Linked DNA regions of Homo sapiens: region 2 is linked to region 1. The links are chromatin contacts, found by Hi-C or POLR2A ChIA-PET in ENCODE. All regions are on one chromosome and are shown on one strand. The core of a region is the stretch at or near the end of the contact, and the rest is flanking DNA. Distances in the headings are between cores, read along the strand shown. Region 1 overlaps CDK19 (cyclin dependent kinase 19). Region 2 overlaps CDK19 (cyclin dependent kinase 19).

Region 1 (3,594 bases), core at 961-3,460:
TGTGAGCACAATAAGTGCTACAAAATCCTAAAGAAAATAACACAAAGGAACAGGGGACACAGGGGAACACAAGTGAAGCAGATATTAACCTTATTAGTAGTTATGTCCAAGGCCAGTTTACTAAGAAAATGCTAGGCTCTAGATAAACATCACACAAGAGTGTATTCACTACCTCTGTTTACTGAAAAAAACAAAGAAGTTAACTTTCCTACTGTTGTTTACTGAAAGAAACAAATGAACAACAACAGTAAACAACCTAAATGTTCAATAATAAGAAAACTGATAAGTAAATTATGGTAAATAGCCACATATTGTAGCCTCAAATATATATACTAAAATATTTTAATTACTCGAGGAAAGACTATAACGTTGTGATATAATGTAAAAGGACCACAGGCTGGGTGCAGTGGCTCACACCTGTTATCCCAGCACTTTGGGAGGCCGAGGTGGACAGATCACTTGAAGCCAGGAGTTCGAGGCCAGCCTGGACAACATGGCAAAACCCCGTCCCTACTAAAAATACAAAAATTAGCCACGTGTGGTGGTATATGCCTGTAATCCCAGCTACTCAGGAGGCTGAGGCAGGAGAATCACTTGAACCTGGGAAGCAGAAGTTGCAGTGAGCAGAGATCGTCCCACTGCACTCCAGCCTGGGCAACAGAGTGAGACTCTGTCTCAAAATAAATAAATAAATAAAATAAAATAAAATATAAAGAGATATAAATAACAGAAAATGGGCTGGGCGTGGTGGCTCACACCTGTAATGCCAGCAGTCTGGGAGGCCGAAGCAGGCAGATCACTTGATGTCTTGAGATCAGGAGTTCACGACTGGCCTGGCCAACACGATGAAACCCCGTCTCTACTAAAAATACAAAAATCAGCCGAGCGTGGTACCGCATGCCTGTAGTCCCAGCTACTCGAGAGACTAAGGCAGGACAATCGCTTGAACCCGGGAGACAGAGGTTGCAGTGAGCCAAGATCGCACCACTGCACTTCAGCCTGGGCACCAGAGTGAGACTCTGTCTCAAAAAAACAAAAAACAAACAGAAATATGCCAAAACATTAACAATAGTTATTTCTGGGTGTGAGATTATGCATAATTTATATTTCTATTTTTTCTATTTTACAAGTTTTCTTCAATGAGCATTACTCTTATAATTTAAAAACAAATACATACACACACCAGAAGACAGAACTTTCCAGAAATCCACCTACCAAAATAAGACACTATCATACTATCTCAGCTTCTTTTTACATGGTTATCTGAGAAGGGACACAGTGAAAGGAGATGGCCATACTTGTACTTTCCCCATCTCTTGGCAAAATCAGATTTTACCAACGGACTTTAATCTCTTGTCTAACAAATGTTTGTTCAACATGACATCATACAACTACAAATACGTGTAATCATACTTAAACAGCAATTAAGTAGACCATTATTTTCCTGTGTCTCATATTATATGATAACATCTTCCATGCCAGATACTCACAGCATAGTAACATGATCCCACTGGAGCCTAATGAAGAATGTTCAATGAACATGCCAATATTTTATCTGAGCTCCTTTCAAAGCATGTAAGTAGCTATTTTTAAAGTGTCCACTTTTCACTGTCCTAAATGTAAAATAATCTACAGTTAGAATTCTAAACTTTCTCTAGATCCTGACTCAATTTAGAGAGTCTGTACTAGACTAAAAATTCCAGAATCCATTCGTATTTTTATGTATACATCTTTCTTCCCTTTTCACTTTCTGTTCTCCAAGTCTATGATGCCCTCATGGGTCCCTGACTCCTTTTTCAAGGGCATTCTGAATGGAAAGATCCTCTTATACTTCAATTACTCACTTATCTCAAAGTAAATCCAATTTTCTATTCTTTTTTGATCTCTTTTAAGTAACAGTGTGATTCATTTGACCATCAATCTTTCCCCTCAGTGAGAACAGTATCACCGACTTTATTTTAGAAAGCACTGAGTATCATTTTTTAAAATGTCTTAACACCTCTTTCCCCTTCCCAAAGAACTGAAGGTAAATGAAGTAGGGTGTTTTATGGCAAATAGGAGATTTGCCTAATTCCAAAATGTTCCAATACTCCTAAAACTGTAAATTAAGAATTAGTATTTGAAAGTTGACACTTTCACACCTACGACAGGCCTTTTGGAAGCTGCTCTTTATAAACACATGAGATTCATCATAACCTTCCAGCAGGTGGCACTCATACTCTGAAAAGGGGTCTGTACAGACTAACACAGCTCTGGTTCAAGGTGGCCCTAAATCTTCTGCTTCATTTTACTTCAGTGACACTTCCTGGTTACCAGTCATAAGCTCCAGGGAGGTCAATGTTCCCCTTTGCCACCCAGTTGAAATGACAGTGAGGCAGTAAGTAAAATGCAAAAAATATAGGTTTTAGAATCAGAGGCTGAGTTTGAATCCTGTCTTACTAGCAGCAGTTAAGACATAAGGCAAGTTGCTTAACTCTTCTGAATCTCATAGAAGAATAAGATGTCTACTTACAAACATAAACAGTTTCCACAAAGAATAAATTAATATAAATAGATTAAATACACAGCACAGTGGGCCAGGCACGGTGGCTCACACCTCTAATCCTGGCACTCTGGGAGGCCAAGGCAGGTGGATCACCTGAGGTCAGGAGTTCGAGACCAGCCTGGCCAATATGGTGAAACCCAATCTCTACTAAAAATACAAAAATTAGCCAGGCATGGTGGTGGGCGCCTGTAGTCCCAGCTACTCGGGAGGCTGAGGCAGGAGAATCACTTGAACCCAGGAGGCGGAGGTTGCAGTGAGTCAAGATGGTGCCACTGCACTCCAGCCTGGGCAACAGAGCAAGACTGTCTCCAAAAAAAAAAAAAAAAAAAAAAAGTACATAGCACGATGCTTGGAACGAATTAAGCATTTGACAAATTATAGCTTTTATTATCATTTTTAACCACCACTATTTGCAAGAATGTTATGAAGAGTAAATCGGATAATCCAGGTAGAATGCCTGGCATTGTTCTTGATAAACAGTGGCTGTTGTCATTGTTGTACTTAAGTGAAAATTTCAATGCTAACCACTCCGGTTAGCTTTGACATCAGAGATACTTAGAGAGTGAGGCTGAGTTGGAAAATGCCACAGCATTTCCTTGCCAAAGTCCATGAAACACCCACTTAGTAGTTTCTATAATAATAAAATGGCTATATGAAAGTTATTTCCTTTCCCATTTTTCAACAATCTGGTTTCATTTTCTCTCTGACTTTTAAATTCTGCATGTACTTGGTCTAAGAGAGATATCTGAAACCAAGTAAGCTTTGCGATAAATAAGAAATTCACATCTCCTTGACTATGAGAGCATACCTATTCTTTTTTAGTATAAGTATTTAATCTTTTTTTTTTTTTTTTTTGGAGACAGAGTCTCACTCTGTTGCCAGGCTGGAGTACAGTGGCGTGATCTCAGCTCACTGCAACCTCCACTTCCCGGGTTGAAGTGATTCTCCTGCCTCAGCCTCCCGAGTAGCTGGGATCACAGACACATGCCACCATGTCTAGCTCATTTTTTGTATTTTTTTTTTTTTTAGTGGAGATGGGGTTTCACCTT
Region 2 (3,264 bases), core at 54-2,553, 57 kb after region 1:
TATTGCAAGGAAAAAAAACCCACATTTTTCATAAGGAAATATCCATGCTGAGTCTTCAACTCCAAAAGTAAAATTTTTGTTTGTTTTTAAGGAAAACACAAGGATCACACCAAAGAACAGATCTTGCTCAAGGGAAATTTCACATTTACTTAGTTCTATTCTCTTAACACCATACCAAATTTTAAAGAAAATAACTGTTACAGAACATCATGTTAAAAGTCTGAAAAAAAAATTCTTTTTCTACTTTGAGTGTTTTTTACAAAAATCTCAGTACTAAACTTTGATTTTGTCCCTTTCACAGAAAAGGTAAAATACTTGATTCACACATCTATTTCCACTAATCTATACTTTCATAAAGTTGCACGCATATTTAAAAAGAAAAAGAAACTTGCACTCAGTGTAAAACATAAAAACAAGCCAGGTGTGGTGGCTCATGTCTGTAATCACAGCACTTTGGAAGGCCAAGGTGACCAGATCACTTGAGGTCAGGAGTTCGAGACCAGCCTGGCCAACACGGTGAAACCCCATCTCTGCTAAAAATACAAAAAAAAAAAAAAATTAGCCAGGGATGGTGGCACATGCTTGTAATCCCAGCTACTCAGGAGACTGAGGCAGGAAAATCACTTGAACCTGGGAGGCGGAGGTTGCAGTGAGCCGAGATCGCGCCACTGCACTCCAGCCTGGGTGACAGAGCAAGACTCTGTCTCAAAAATAAATAAATAAACAACCAAACAAAATATAAAAACAACTGAGATAATGTAATTAAATAATCTTAATAAAACTAAATAGATATTTCTCACTATACATATAATTTAATAAAATAATTTTAAGCTTGGTAGAAATTAAATTAAAAAGAATTAGAGCCTTGGCTTATAGACATTTTAGAGTTTTTCTCAGAGGAATCCTCAGCAAACATACATTCTATCAATTCCACTTCATAAATTTAAAAAAGCAAAGGTTTATTCCTTTATGCCAAGAGGAAAGTTCCAAGGATTCCACTGAAGTTTACAAAGCAGCCTGCTACACCACCATGGTGGCAAGAGAGGAAAAGAAAGAAAGAAGGAAAAGTGCTGCTCCACTCCACCCTGCCTGCTGGGCACTATGTGGAAGAACTGCAAGTGACAGCCCCTTTCAGCTGATCCTGCCTCTCACCACAGAAACATCAATGCTGGGATATTGATGGATATATACACTGAGAAAGAACTGAGCAGAGGTGAATGAGGAAGTGGAGTTAATCAGCAACCCAAGCCAGACTGCTGCTGCCAGCAGTCTGAAGAAGTCAGTATTTCCCTATTTCTCTTCCCTCCTCAATAAACTGAATGTTTATGCCCCTTGCCCTCCCAAATTCGTATGTTGAAATCCTAAACCCTAACCAAAGTGATGATATTAGGACATGAGGCCTCTGGGAGGTGACTAGGTCACGAGGACAGAGCCCTCATGAATGGAATTAGTTCCCTTATGTAAGAGAGCCGAGAGAAATGGTTGGCTTTCCACCATGTGGAGACACAGGGAGAAGACAGCCGTCCATCTGTGAACTAGGAAGTGGACCCTTACCAGACACTGAATGGGCCAGACACTGAATGGGCCTTGATCCTGGACTTCCCAGCCTCCAGAATTGTTAGAAATAGGTGTTTATAAGCCACCAAGTCTATGGTATTTTGTTATGACAGCCCAAACAGACTAAGACACCTCCTCAACCTATGCCCTTCACCCTACTTCCCCCTAATTTTCCCTTCAGCCACTCTTCACTTCATTTGGAAATATCTCGATGTTGTTAGAAGTACTCAGGAGTAATAATATTTTATTGTATTTTATATATATACATTTTTTTTTTTGAGATGGGGTTCTCACTCTGTCACCCAGGCTGGAGTGTAGTGGTGCAATCGTAACTCACTGTAACCTCTAACTCCTGGACTCAAGCAATCCTCCCACCTCAGCCTCCCAGGTAGCTAGGACTACAGGTGAGTGCCACTATGCCCAGCTAATTATTATTATTATTATTATTATTATAGAGACAGGGTCTCACAATATTGTCCAGGCTGATCTCAAACTCTTGGCCTCAAGCAATCATCCCACCTCAGTCTCCCAAAGTGCTGGGATTACAGGTGGGGGCCACCACACCTAGACTCAAGGGTAATAATCTTATAATCTTTATATCCTACAAAACTAGAATGATTAATAAATTTGAAATTTATATTTGTATTATTCCAGATTAAATTATATTTCATGAAAATTAATGGACTCTCTGCTCTTGTGGGGGGAAAAATTCTCTGTATTTTTGCAAAGAAAAAAGTCTAGAAGAATATACAAAAAAAAAATGATTACTTTTGAGTGTTGACATAACAGGTACTTTTACCAGCCTTTTTCTATATTGTCTGCTAATTTTACGACAAACATATTTTAATCTCATAATCGCAAAACAAATTAATGGTTGAATTAATAGCATTTACCACGTTTTCAACCTACCAACCTTAAGATCACAGAGGCCACAAATGTAATAGACTTCATATTAGAACTTCCCTGTAATCCCAGGCTAAAAATGCTGACGTTCACATGATCCTGGTATTTTAATCACCCAGAATTACTTCCTGTTGTGGCATAATGTAAAGTGTAAAGCACTGTACAAAGGTATGAGGTTATAATTAGCCTTTGGTCAATAAGGTTCAAATGAAATTAAAACGTGACATGACATTCTTTTTTAGTGAGACGAGGTAATAACACATTTCATTCTTAAACGTTTTTCCTTTCTGTAAACTTGTACTTCTTCCAAGTTTATTCCATGATTACAAGCTCTTTAACTTATTTTCCCAGCATCCCACTATATCCTCAACAGTTATTCTGCAATCATAGTCCCAAGTTTTAAAGTAATGAGTGAAATGTTCATTCCTAATTATTTCCGCCTTAAAATCCTCTCAGCTATGTGTGCCTATATGAACTACAAAATACTAGGCATTAGGTAATATAATGGTATGTAGAAGGAAGATGACAGAGAACAAGCCCTATCTACTCTTTATGGTGTTGCCTCCATTCTCCCCAATCTATCAGTCCCTCTTAGCCTCTCTGACTCTCAATTCCCTTATATACTCTGTCCTTCCACCACCAGGAAAACTAAACAAATAATAACTAAAATGAAAATTTCACCAGAGGGGCTCAACAGCAGAAGAAAGAATCAGAAAACTTAAAGACAGACAATTAAGAGTATCCAGTCTGACCAACAAAAAGAATGATGAAAAATGAACAGAGCCTTGGAGAGAGATCCATGGG

Evidence for each region. A loop is a pair of places that touch in the nucleus more often than their neighbours do. ChIA-PET counts read pairs that join two places held with the same protein, here RNA polymerase II (POLR2A). Pooled maps may share reads with other maps.
Region 2: a loop to region 1 is called in a map of HepG2, with 2.3 times the contacts of the local background. The contact joins two enhancer-like sites. A Hi-C loop is called at or near these places in 2 of 168 maps with a recorded cell type or tissue (Caco-2 and HepG2) and 3 of 50 pooled maps. POLR2A ChIA-PET finds 5 or more read pairs at or near these places in 3 of 52 experiments (Panc1, RWPE1 and activated CD4-positive, alpha-beta T cell).

The regions. Positions count from the first base shown.
Region 1 is chr6:110,680,320-110,683,913 of GRCh38, forward strand. All of the region lies in intron 2 of CDK19 (cyclin dependent kinase 19), which reads right to left. Among named protein-coding and RNA genes, the nearest start is that of CDK19, 130 kb to the right of the region's middle. Within about 2 kb of position 2,211, at least 7 of the 41 ENCODE cell types and tissues checked have a DNase peak (open chromatin) inside an H3K27ac peak, as active enhancers do.
Region 2 is chr6:110,737,813-110,741,076 of GRCh38, forward strand. The region is part of intron 2 of CDK19 (cyclin dependent kinase 19); the gene reads right to left. Among named protein-coding and RNA genes, the nearest start is that of CDK19, 76 kb to the right of the region's middle. Within about 2 kb of position 1,304, at least 2 of the 41 ENCODE cell types and tissues checked have a DNase peak (open chromatin) inside an H3K27ac peak, as active enhancers do.